2 separate regions of the Homo sapiens genome follow, and region 1 is linked to region 2. Evidence: read pairs that join two places in POLR2A ChIA-PET (ENCODE). Cell type or tissue: Panc1. All regions are shown on one strand. Each heading gives the region's core, and the rest is flanking DNA. Links, peaks and the distances in the headings are about the cores only. Region 1 overlaps SAT1-DT (SAT1 divergent transcript). Region 2 overlaps KLHL15 (kelch like family member 15).

Region 1 (5,368 bases), core at 1-5,000, 240 kb before region 2:
ACCATGGAAACAGTAGGTGATGACAGGATGGTAATAAGCATGAAATTCAAAACCAGAAAGGTGAGCTGATGCTGGAGCTACAGGGTCTTTACTATCTGCAACTGGAGTGGACCATTTCTGCTGTCTTGTCCTTGATATGACACTGACATGAAGATACAGTAAGACTGAAAGTAAAGATTAGGAAAAACGCTTATCAGGTAAATACTTACAAAAATAAAGCTGTATTGGCTGGGCACGGTGGCTCACTCCTGTAATCCCAGCACTTTGGGAGGCCGAGGCAGGAAGATCACGAGGTCAGGAATTCAAGACCAGCCTGGCCAACATAGTGAAACCCCATCTCTACTAAAAATACAAAAACTTAGTCGGGCGTAGTGGCGGGCGCCTGTAATCCCAGCTACTCAAGAGGCTGAGGCAGGAGAATCGCTGGAACCCGGGAGGCGGAGGTTGCAGTGAGCGGAGATGGCAGCACTACACTCCAGTCTGGGCAACAGTGTGAGACTCCACCTCAATAAATAAATAAATAAATAAATAAATAAATAAATAAAGCTGTATTAATTAGCCAGGGTGATGGTATGCGCCTGTAGTCCCAGCTACTCGGGAGGCTAAGGCAGAGGATCACTTGTGCCCAGGAGATCAAGGCTGCAGTGAGCTGTGATCACACCACTGCACTCCAGCCTGGGTGACAGAGCAAGACCCTTTCTCAAAAAAATAAATAAATAAATAAACAATAACATATAAAATTTAAAAATATAAAACTGGCTGGGCGCGGTGGCTCACGCCTGTAATCCCAGCACTTTAGGAGGCCAAGATGAGATCACCTGAGGTCAGGAGTTCAAGACCAGCCTGGCCAACATGGTGAAACCCCATCTCTACTAAAAATACAAAATAAGCCAGGCATGGTGGCATGTGCCTGTAATCTCAGCTACTTGAGAGGCTGAGGCAGGAGAATCGCTTGAACCAGGGAGGTGGAGGTTGCAGTGAGCTGAGATCGTGCCATTGCACTCCAGCCAGGGCAAAAAGAGCAAAACTCCATCTCAAAAAAAAAAATACATAAATAAAATAGAACAAAATAAATAAAAAATAAATAATATAAAAAACCACTCTAAAGATAAAGAGGCACAAACATGATAAAAGGAAAAATTCACCATGAAAATATTAGTATAAAAACTTTGAACTTGCTTGTACCCAATAACATAGTCTCAGTTAAAAATGCATTGATAAATTTGACTTTTTTTTTTTGAGACAGGGTCTCACTCTATTGCCCAGGTTGGAGTGCAGTGGCACTATCACAGCTCACTGCATCCTCAACTTACTGGACTCAAGGAATCCTCCCACCTCAGCCTGCTGAGTAGCTGGGACCACATGTGTGCACCACCGTGCCCAACTAATTTTTTTAATTTTTAGTAGAGATAGGATCTGCCATGTTGCCCAGGCTGGTCTCAAACTCCTGGACTCAAGGGATCCTCCCACCTCGGCCTTCCAAGTGCTGCGATTACAGGCATGAGCCACTGCACCTGGCCAAACTTGACTACTTTAAATTGAAAGACTTCCATGTGACCAAAGACACTATTGACAAAAAAGTATCCTAGCCACAGATTCAGTACATGTCTGTAACAAAAATAGCAAAAGGGGAGGGATTAGAATAATGAATTATATAAAAGGGCTACTACAAATGCATAAGAAAAAGAAAAACAAGTCAATCAAAAATGGACAAAAGTCAGCCCAGCATGGTGGCTCACATCTGTAATCCCAGCACTTTGGGAGGCCAAAGCAGGCAGATCACCTGAGCTCAGGAGTTCAAGACGAGCCTGGTCAACTTGGTGAAACCCCATCTCTACTAAAAATACAAAAAAATTAGCCAGGCGTGGTGGCGGGTGCCTGTAATCCCAGCTACTGGGGAGGCTGAGGCAGGAGAATCACTTGAACCCGGGAGGCAGAGGTCGCAGGGAGCTGAGATCACGCCACTACACTCCAGCCTGGGCAACAGAGGAAGACTGTCTCAAAGAAAAAAAGGACAAAAGTTATAAGTTAGCATTTTACAGAAGAAGAAAAATATATGGCCAATAAACATATGAAAAGATCACTATCACATTAATCAAATTTAAACCATGATAAGATGCCATTTCATACCCATCAGATAAGCAAAACCAAAAGGTCTGAAAATATCAACTGTTGGTGATAACAAAGAGCACCAAGAATTCTCATTCACTGCTAGTACAGGTTGTAAATTGGTATGATCACTTTGGAGAGCAAGTTAGCACCATTTCACAAAGTTGAATACGTGTATACCCTGTGACCCAGCACTCCAGTCTTAGGTAAATACCCTATAAATTCTTGCCCCCATACACAAGGACATACACAAGAATGTTGTTTCAAACAACATTGTTTGAAATGGCCAAAGAAAAGAAAAACAAGGCCAGGCGCAGTGGCTCACGCCTGGAATCCCAGCCCTTTGGGAGGCCGAGGCAGGCAGATTGCCTGAGCTCAGGAGTTCGAAACCAGCCTGAGCAACATGGTGAAACCCCATCTCTACTAAAAATACAAAAATTTAGCCGGGCCTGGTGGCAGACGCCTGTAATCCCAGCTACTTGGGAGGCTGAGGCAGGAGAATCACTTGAACCCGGGAGGTGGAGGTTGCAGTGAGCTGAGATCATGCCACTGCATTCCAGCCTGGGCAACAGAGCGAGACTCCATCAAGAAAGAAAGAAGAAAGAAAGAGGGAAGGAAAGAAAGAAAGTAGAAAGAAAAAAAGAAAGAAAGAAAGAAAGAAAGAAAGAAAGAGAGAAAGAAAGAGAGAGAGAAAGAAAGAGGGAGGGAGGGAGGGAGGAGAAAGAAAGAGAAAACAAATCTAAATGTCCGTCAACAGGAATTTTTTTTAACTTTGAATGCTCCAAGGAATGATTTTTAATCCAATTAATTCATAATGCATTGCCAAATCAGTTTCAAGGTCAGTACTCCTTCCTTGGATAGATTTCAAATGCTTGTAATTTAATATTTGCATCTTGTATCCCTTTCACATATATGAATACGTGTAAACACTCTAAATAAGGGAAAGGCTACCCTGAGCAGTTGGTGTCATTAACTGGAAAAAGCTGTGTGGCTCTTTGTCTCCCACAGTGGCTCACAGGATTGAAATGCCTTGTTGAGTTTACCATGGTTCAGATACTGGCCCTCCGATATGCTAGTCTGAAACTTGATTTGTCACTTCACTAAAGGTAAATCTGTGTGTGTAGGAGGACTCACATTTGCCAAGAGACTGATACATGAAATTAGAATATCAATTTTTTTTTTTGAGACAGGGTCTCTCACTTGGTCACCCAGGCTCAAGTACAGTGGTGCAGTCATGGCTCACTGCAGCCTCAACCTCCCAAGCTCAAGCAATCCTCCCACTTTAGCCTCCCAAGTAGCTGGGACCACAGGTGCACACCACCATGCCCAGCTAACTTTTTAATTTTTTTTTTGTAGAGGCGAGGTCTCCCTATGTGGTCCAGGCTGGTCTCGAACTCCTGTGCTCAAGTGATCCTCACACCTCAGCCTCCTGGGATTACAGGCCTGAGCCACCACATCTGGCCTCATTTTTTTTTTTTTTTGAGACGGAGTCTCACTCTGTCACCCAGGCTGGAGTGCAATGGCGCAATCTCAGCTCACTGCAACCTCCACCTCCTGGGTTCAAGTGATTCTCCTGCCTCAGCTTCCGGAGTAGCTGGGATTATAGGTGCACACCACCATGCTCGGCTAATTTTTATATTTTTTAGTAGAGACGGGGTTTCACCATGTTGGTCAGGCTGGTCTCAAACTCCTATCCTTGTGATCCACCCGCCTCAGCCTCCCTAAGTGCTGGCATTACAGGCGTGAGCCACCACACCCAGCCTTTTTTTTTTTTTTTTTTTTTTTGAGACAGGGTCTCACTCTCTCGCCCAGACTGGAGTGCAGTGGTGCAATCTTGGCTCACCACAACCTCCACTTCCTAGGCTCAAGAGATTCTCCTGCCTCAGCCTCCCAAGTAGCTGGGATTACAGGCACATATCACCACTACCCGGCTAGTTTTTGTATTTTTAGTAGAGACGGGGTTTCACCATGTTGACCAGGCTGGTCTCGAACTTCTGACCTCAAATGATCCACCCGCCTCGGCCTCCCAAAGTGCTGGGATTACAGACATGAGCCACCACACCCGGCCTGGCCTCAATTTTTTAATTTATAATGAGATGTGGGTCTGCTTGAGGGTCATGAGAAGCCCAATTATAACTAGAAGATTTATTGATGAACATGAAATCAGTTGCATTCAGCTAAGATACATTCACAAGAATGTAAACACCATGATGGTAAAGATTTGTCTGATTTTTCTACTGTTATAATTCCAGAGATTTTAATAGTACCTGACACAGTAAAAAAAATCTGTTAAACAAATGAATGAATAAAGACAGACTGATGTATCTATCTCCACAATATACAGATACCTGACCGGGCGCATTGGCTCACACCTGTAATCCCAGCACTTTGAGAGGCCGAGGTGGGCGGATCATGAGGGCAAAAGATGGAGACCATCCTGGCCAACATGGTGAAACCCCATCTATAATCCCAGCTACTTGGGAGGCTGAGGCAGGAGAATTGCTTGAACCAGGGAGTCAGAGGTTGCAGTGAGCCAAGATCGCGCCACTGCACTCCAGCCTGGTGAAAGAGTGAGACTCTGTCTCAAAATAAATAAATAAATATAAATATATATATATATACAGATCCCTGTCTCAAGATTCAGCCACTAAAGTTCTTGCATCAGGGTATTCTTGTGCCCACTGCAGTACCAGCTTGAGTGGTGCCAATTTGCTAATTTTGGCCTTTGAGGTTCTTCTTTTTCTGTGTGTCCAGGACTGAACCTAATAAAACCTTTAGTTGCCTACCCTAAGCCATTCCCTTCTTTTTTTTTTTTTTTTTTTTTTTTTTTTTTTTTTTTTTTTTTGAGACTGAGTTTCACTCTGTTGCCCAGGCTGGAGTACAATGGCGCAATCTCGGCTCTCTGCAACCTCCGCTTCCCGGGTTCAAGTGATTCTCTTGCCTCAGCCTCTTGAGTAGCTAGGATTACAGGCATACACCACCATGCCTGGCTAAAATTTTTGTATTTTTAGTAGAGACGGGGTTTCACCATGTTGGCCAGGCTGGTCTCAAACTCCTGACCTCAGGTGATCCACCTGCCTCAGCCTCCCAAAGTCCTGGGATTACAGGCATGAGCCACCACGCCCGGCTGCCCCACTAATTTTTTGTATTTTTAGTATAGACGAGGTTTCACCATGTTGGCCAGGCTAATTTTGAACTCCTGACCTCAAGTGATCCACTCGCCTCAGCCTCCCAAAGTGCTAGGATTACAGGTGTGAGC
Region 2 (5,377 bases), core at 298-5,297:
TCTTCTCCACCATGATGCAATCTTCCCAAGTAGTTACTATCGTGGTGCTTTAATGCTGAAACAAACCATATCAGGCCGGGCGTGGTGGCTCACGCCTGTAATCCCAACACTTTGGGAGGCCAGGCGAGCGGATCATGAGGTCAGGAGTTCGAGACTAGCCTGGCAAACATGGCGAAACCCTGTCTCTACTAAAAATACAAAAATTAGCTGGGCGTGGTGGGGGGCACCTGTAATTCCAGCTACTCAGGAGGCTGAGGTAGGAGAATCGCTTGATCCCGGGAGGCAGAGGTTGCAGTGAGCCGAGATCGCACCGCTGCACTCCAGCTTGGATGACAGAGCGAGACTCCATCTCAAAAAACAAAACAAAACAAAAAAACCCTGTATCAGCTACATTTGATATAATTTTGATTCTCAGTAAAACATGGAGCAGTCTTTAGATGCTATATTGCAAAACTATGTACCCTGGTATGAGAAGTCTTTATTTGTAAAATCTTGCTCAGAACTAAAGCTTATATTGATTTACGTAAAACAAAATCATCACAAAAAAAGCTAGGTGCAATATGCCTTTAATCAATCCCTTTGTCCTGAAAAACTGAGTTAATGACCAAGGATAAAGCTATGAAAAATCAGTTCATGCTAAGCATAAATCCTTTCAGTCATACTGTATTTATAGTCAATACCAAATGGTAAATAAAGATAAATCGTAGTAAGAATTTACTCACCCTCTTCTCTCCAAGCAGGCAAAGTCAAAAATGAACTGAACTTCAGAAGTGAACTTCAGAAGTAAAGTGACCAGGGTAAATAGGGGTGAGGGAGAGGTGCCCTCAGGGCAAGAGAGTTTTAGCACAATTTGGTAAAGTTCTCTATCCCTTCAACCCTTTTAGAGAGTAAAAAATACTTAAAGAATAAATGTGCTTACAAAGTCTAATTTCCTTCAAATTTCAGTGCAATAGTAATAGAACACTATTAGAAATGTAAAAGGCTGGGCATAGTGGTGTGCCCCTGTAGTCCCAGCTACTCAGGAGGCCAAGGTGGGAGGATCACTTGAGCCCAGGGATTCAAGGCAGCAGTGAGCTATGATGGTGCCACTGCACTGCAGCCTGGGCAACAAGGCAAAACCTCGTCTCTAAAAAAATAAAATTTTTGGCCAGGCGGGGTGGCTCACGCCTGTAGACTTAGCACTTAGGGAGGCAGGTGAACACCTGAGCTCAGGAGTTCAAGACCAGCCTGGCCAACATGGTAAAACCACATCTCTACTAAAAATACAAAAATTATCTGGGCGTGGTGGTGTGCACCCGTAGTCCCAGCTACTCGGGAGGCTGAGGCAGGAGAATCACTTGAACCCGGGAGGTGGAGGTTGCAGGGAGCTGAGATTGTGCCATTCCACTTCAGCCTGGTCAACAGAGTGAGACTCTGTCTCAAAAAAAAAAAAAAAAAAAAAAAATTTTTTTTTTTTAAATTTTAGAAAAAGAAACTAACAAGCCTCAGCTAAGTGCCATGGCTCATGCCTGTAATCCCAGCACTTTGGGAGGCTGAGGCGGGAGGACGGCTTGATGCCAGGAGACCAGCCAGGAGTTGAGACCAGCCAAGACAACACAGCAAAACCCCATCCCTACCAAAAAAACAAACAAAAAACCCTAATAAGCCTCCGAGGTAGAAAATAATGTTTGAGACGGAGTCTCACTCTGTCACCCAGGCTGGAGTGCAGTGGCACAATCTCAGCGCACTGCAACCTCCGCCTCCCAGGTTCAAGTGATTCTCCTGCCTCAGCCTCCTCAGTAGCTGGGATTACAGGCACGCACCACCATGGCCTGGCTAATTTTTGTATTTTTAGTAGAGATGAGGTTTCGCCATGTTGGTCAGGCTGGTCTCGAACTCCTGACCTTGTGATCCGCCCGCCTTGGCTTCCCAAAGTGCTGCGATTACAGGCGTGTGCCACCGTGCCCAGCAATTTTTGTGTGTGTGTGAGACGGAGTCTTGCTGTTGCCCAGGCTGGAGTGCAGTGGCGCGATCTTGGCTCACTGCATGCTCCACCTCCTGGGTTCATGCCATTCTCCTGCCTCAGCCTCCCGAGTAGCTGGGACTACAGGTGCCCACCACCATGCCCGGCTAATTTTTTGTATTTTTTAGTAGAGACGGGGTTTCACTGTGTTAGCCAGGATGGTCTCGATCTCCTGAACTCGTGATCTGCCCGCCTCGGCGTCCCAAAGTGCTGGGATTACAGGTGTGACTTAGGACCATCTTTTTATTTTCTGGTTATATTAATATTTAGATAGTACAACTAAGTTCTAGAATTCACAACTTATGAGGGATTTTATTTTCCTATTTATGATAGAACAGGAAAGCCAAATAAAAGGTTTCATCCTAAAACTAACTTTTGAATGAACAATGCTTACCTATTACACAAGTGGCATTTTCTGAATAATAAATTTGGAACTAAAACTTAAAAGCCTTAACTCATAGTACTTCCCCTTCTTCCTTTCCTGCTCCAAACCTTTTCTCCAGTCATTTCCAGACTCTCTGATCCTTTTCAATTTCTGCTTATCATTTGTTTTTTTCTTCCAATTTCTTAAGAGTTTCCTCATTTTTTTAAATGTATTTATTTATTGATTGAGACGGAGTTTCGCTCTTGCTGCCCAGGCTGGAGTGCAGTGGTGCAGTCTCGGCTCACTGCAACCTCCGCCTCCTGGGTTCAAGCGGATTCTCCTGCCTCAGCCTCCCGTGTAGCTGGGATTACAGGCGCCTGCCACCAAGCCCAGCAAATTTATTTGTATTTTTAGTAGAGACGGAGTTTCACCATGTTGGCCAGGCTGGTCTCAAACGCCTGACCTCAGGTGATCTGCCCACCTTGGCCTCCCAAAGTGCTGGGATTACAGGCGTGAGCCACTGCGCTTGGCCACGGTTTTCTCCTTTTAAATGTCAAGAAAGCTGTCCCTGTTCCACGTCTTCCTTTTTAATTTCCAATTGTCCTATGCTTGTTTTCATCTTTAATTTAAAAAGAGAGGCCTGGCGCGGTGGCTCATGCCTGTAATCCCAGCACTTTGGGAGGCCGAGGCAGACGGATCACGAGGTCAGGAGATCGATACCATCTTGGCTAACACGGTGAAACCCCGTCTCTACTAAAAATACAAGAAATTAGCCGGGCGCGGTGGCGGGCGCCTGTAATCCCAGCTACTCGGGAGGCTGACACAGGAGAATGGCATGAACCTGGGAGGCGGAGCTTGCAGTGAGCCGAGATAGCGCCACTGCAGTCCTGCCTGGGCGAAAGAGCGAGACTCCGTCTCAAAAAAAAAAAAAAAAAGAGAGAATCAGCAAGTAAGATTGAACTTTTACACTCCAATTTTCAATAGGTTCCTGTCTGTCTAATACACTCCCCAAGATACTATCTTTCCTTCCTAAGGCCCTAATAGTAGTCAACACCTAGATTACAGGCACTCTTCAGGAATCTGTGAACCTGGAGTGAATGCGAGTCAAAGGTAGAAAATAAGAACACTCTACATCTATACATAAAAGGCAGAAAACTTTAGAGGAGAAAAACACCTTGCGTGATTTCGAAAGAACTGCACATGCGTTAATTACAATCTTCCAAAGTCCATGGGGTTGGGGAGGAAGGGTTGGCAAAAAGGAGTCCGATGCAGAAAAAGACATTAAGTTAACTGAGAAAGTACACTTAACCCACTGACCTAGTTTCTAACAGAAAACCTGCTCATCTCTATGCTTTCACTCCAAGAGGTGAGTTCATTGTTAATTTAAGCAATTTCAAGTTCTAGCTGCATATTATCTGGTATCTGAAGGAGATTTAGAACTTTTTCAAAAACAACTCAAGCTTATTAGAAATTCTAATCAAATTTCACATTTGAAATAAAGGTTACTATCTTTTAAAAAGTTGGCCCGGCCGGGTATGGTGGCTCACACCTGTAATCCCAGCACTTTGGGAGGCTGAGGCAGGCAGATCATGAGGTCAGGAGATCGAGAAACATGGTGAAACCCCGTCTCTACTAAAAATACAAAAATTAGCTGGGCGTGGTGGTGCGTGCCTGTAACCCCAGCTACTTGGGAGGCTGAGGCAGGAGAATCACTTGAACCAGGGAGTTGGAGGTTGCGGTGAGCAGAAATTGTGCCACTGCACTCCAGCCTGTGAGACTCCATCTCAAAATAAATAAATAAATAAATAATAAAAAAAGTTTGTTAGTGTCAAACACAGCACTGCTTATATTTCTCACATATTTCTAAAACTGAGGGCTTATATTTCTCATGTACTTCCAAAACTGAGGGTTAGAGGGAAATTTCTACTTCTCTAGATTTATCTGGCTCTAGCTGAAGTCATTAGATATAAATGAACTGTTTTTTTCCAAAGAGTTTTTGGCTAAATTATGGTAACACTGCAGTTGATGGTTTCCTGGACAGAAATTTTGCATTGGTCAAGTGCTGGATTAGTTAAAACATGTTCCAATGCCTAAGTGAAGGAATTCTGGAGGGGCATACAGCACCTACAGTTTACATAGATGTGGCTTTGCCCAGGCAATTTCATTTACCAAATGGGTTGTGCCTCAATTAACCAGAACAGCATTACCACCTAAGCATGAGATTATATTAAGGACAATAAATGTCCCCCATTTTAAAATGTAGCTTTTAAATACACATTTAAAAATGTACCTCAATTTCACCCGGCCCAAAGTTGTGAATATTCTTATAATAAATTCTCTGTAAGTTACAGAAATCCAATTTTGGGGGGATATACTGAATTACATTTAACAGACTGGGGAAAAAAGTACATTAGGGGGTCTATCATGAGCCAGTTTATAAAATAAAATATTTGGAATAAGCATGATGGCTGTATTTAAAGCAGAATACTTCTATATAATCTACTTCCTTAATAGCCAATGAAAAATGAACTATAAAATCCTAAATACAAAGCTGAACTAATGTGTTTTTTCTCTTTATCGGATTTAAAATAGATTTCTTTCCCTCTGAGAAAGTGAAAAGATTTTATGATTATGTAAGATACTGTATTTTACATATTAATACAATTTCTAAGGGGATCATTGGGATGCTGAATCTTACCTTATGCATATTTATAATACTGAAGATACCCTGGGTTCAAAAATATTAAAATGTCACTGTACTAGAGAATCAACATATGGGTATTTTAATGAATAATTTAACAATTTTGCTTTAAAAATCTTTTATGTACAAAAAAAGTCAAGCATAGGCTGGGCGTGGTGGCTCAAGCCTGTAATCCCAGCACTTTGGGGGGCCGAGGTGGGCAGATCACTTGAGGTCAGGAGTTTGAGACCAGCCTGGCCAACATGGCAAAACCCCATCTCTACTAAAAACACAAAAATTAGCAGGGCGTGATGGCACACACCTGTAATTC

Evidence for each region. Peaks named below come from ENCODE experiments on the same cell type or tissue, not always from the same donor. Only the 100,000 strongest peaks of a DNase experiment are listed, where the experiment ranks them.
Region 1: POLR2A ChIA-PET joins it to region 2 with 10 read pairs; 2 of 35 experiments call an interaction of 5 or more read pairs at or near these places.

The regions. Positions count from the first base shown.
Region 1 is chrX:23,756,946-23,762,313 of GRCh38, forward strand. The region is part of intron 4 of SAT1-DT (SAT1 divergent transcript); the gene reads right to left. Among named protein-coding and RNA genes, the nearest start is that of ACOT9, 16 kb to the left of the region's middle. In Panc1, for the core only: no CTCF peak of the experiment used is centred there; no DNase peak of the experiment used is centred there; H3K27ac peaks cover 875 bases.
Region 2 is chrX:23,996,311-24,001,687 of GRCh38, forward strand. All of the region lies in intron 3 of KLHL15 (kelch like family member 15), which reads right to left. Among named protein-coding and RNA genes, the nearest start is that of KLHL15, 28 kb to the right of the region's middle. In Panc1, for the core only: no CTCF peak of the experiment used is centred there; no DNase peak of the experiment used is centred there.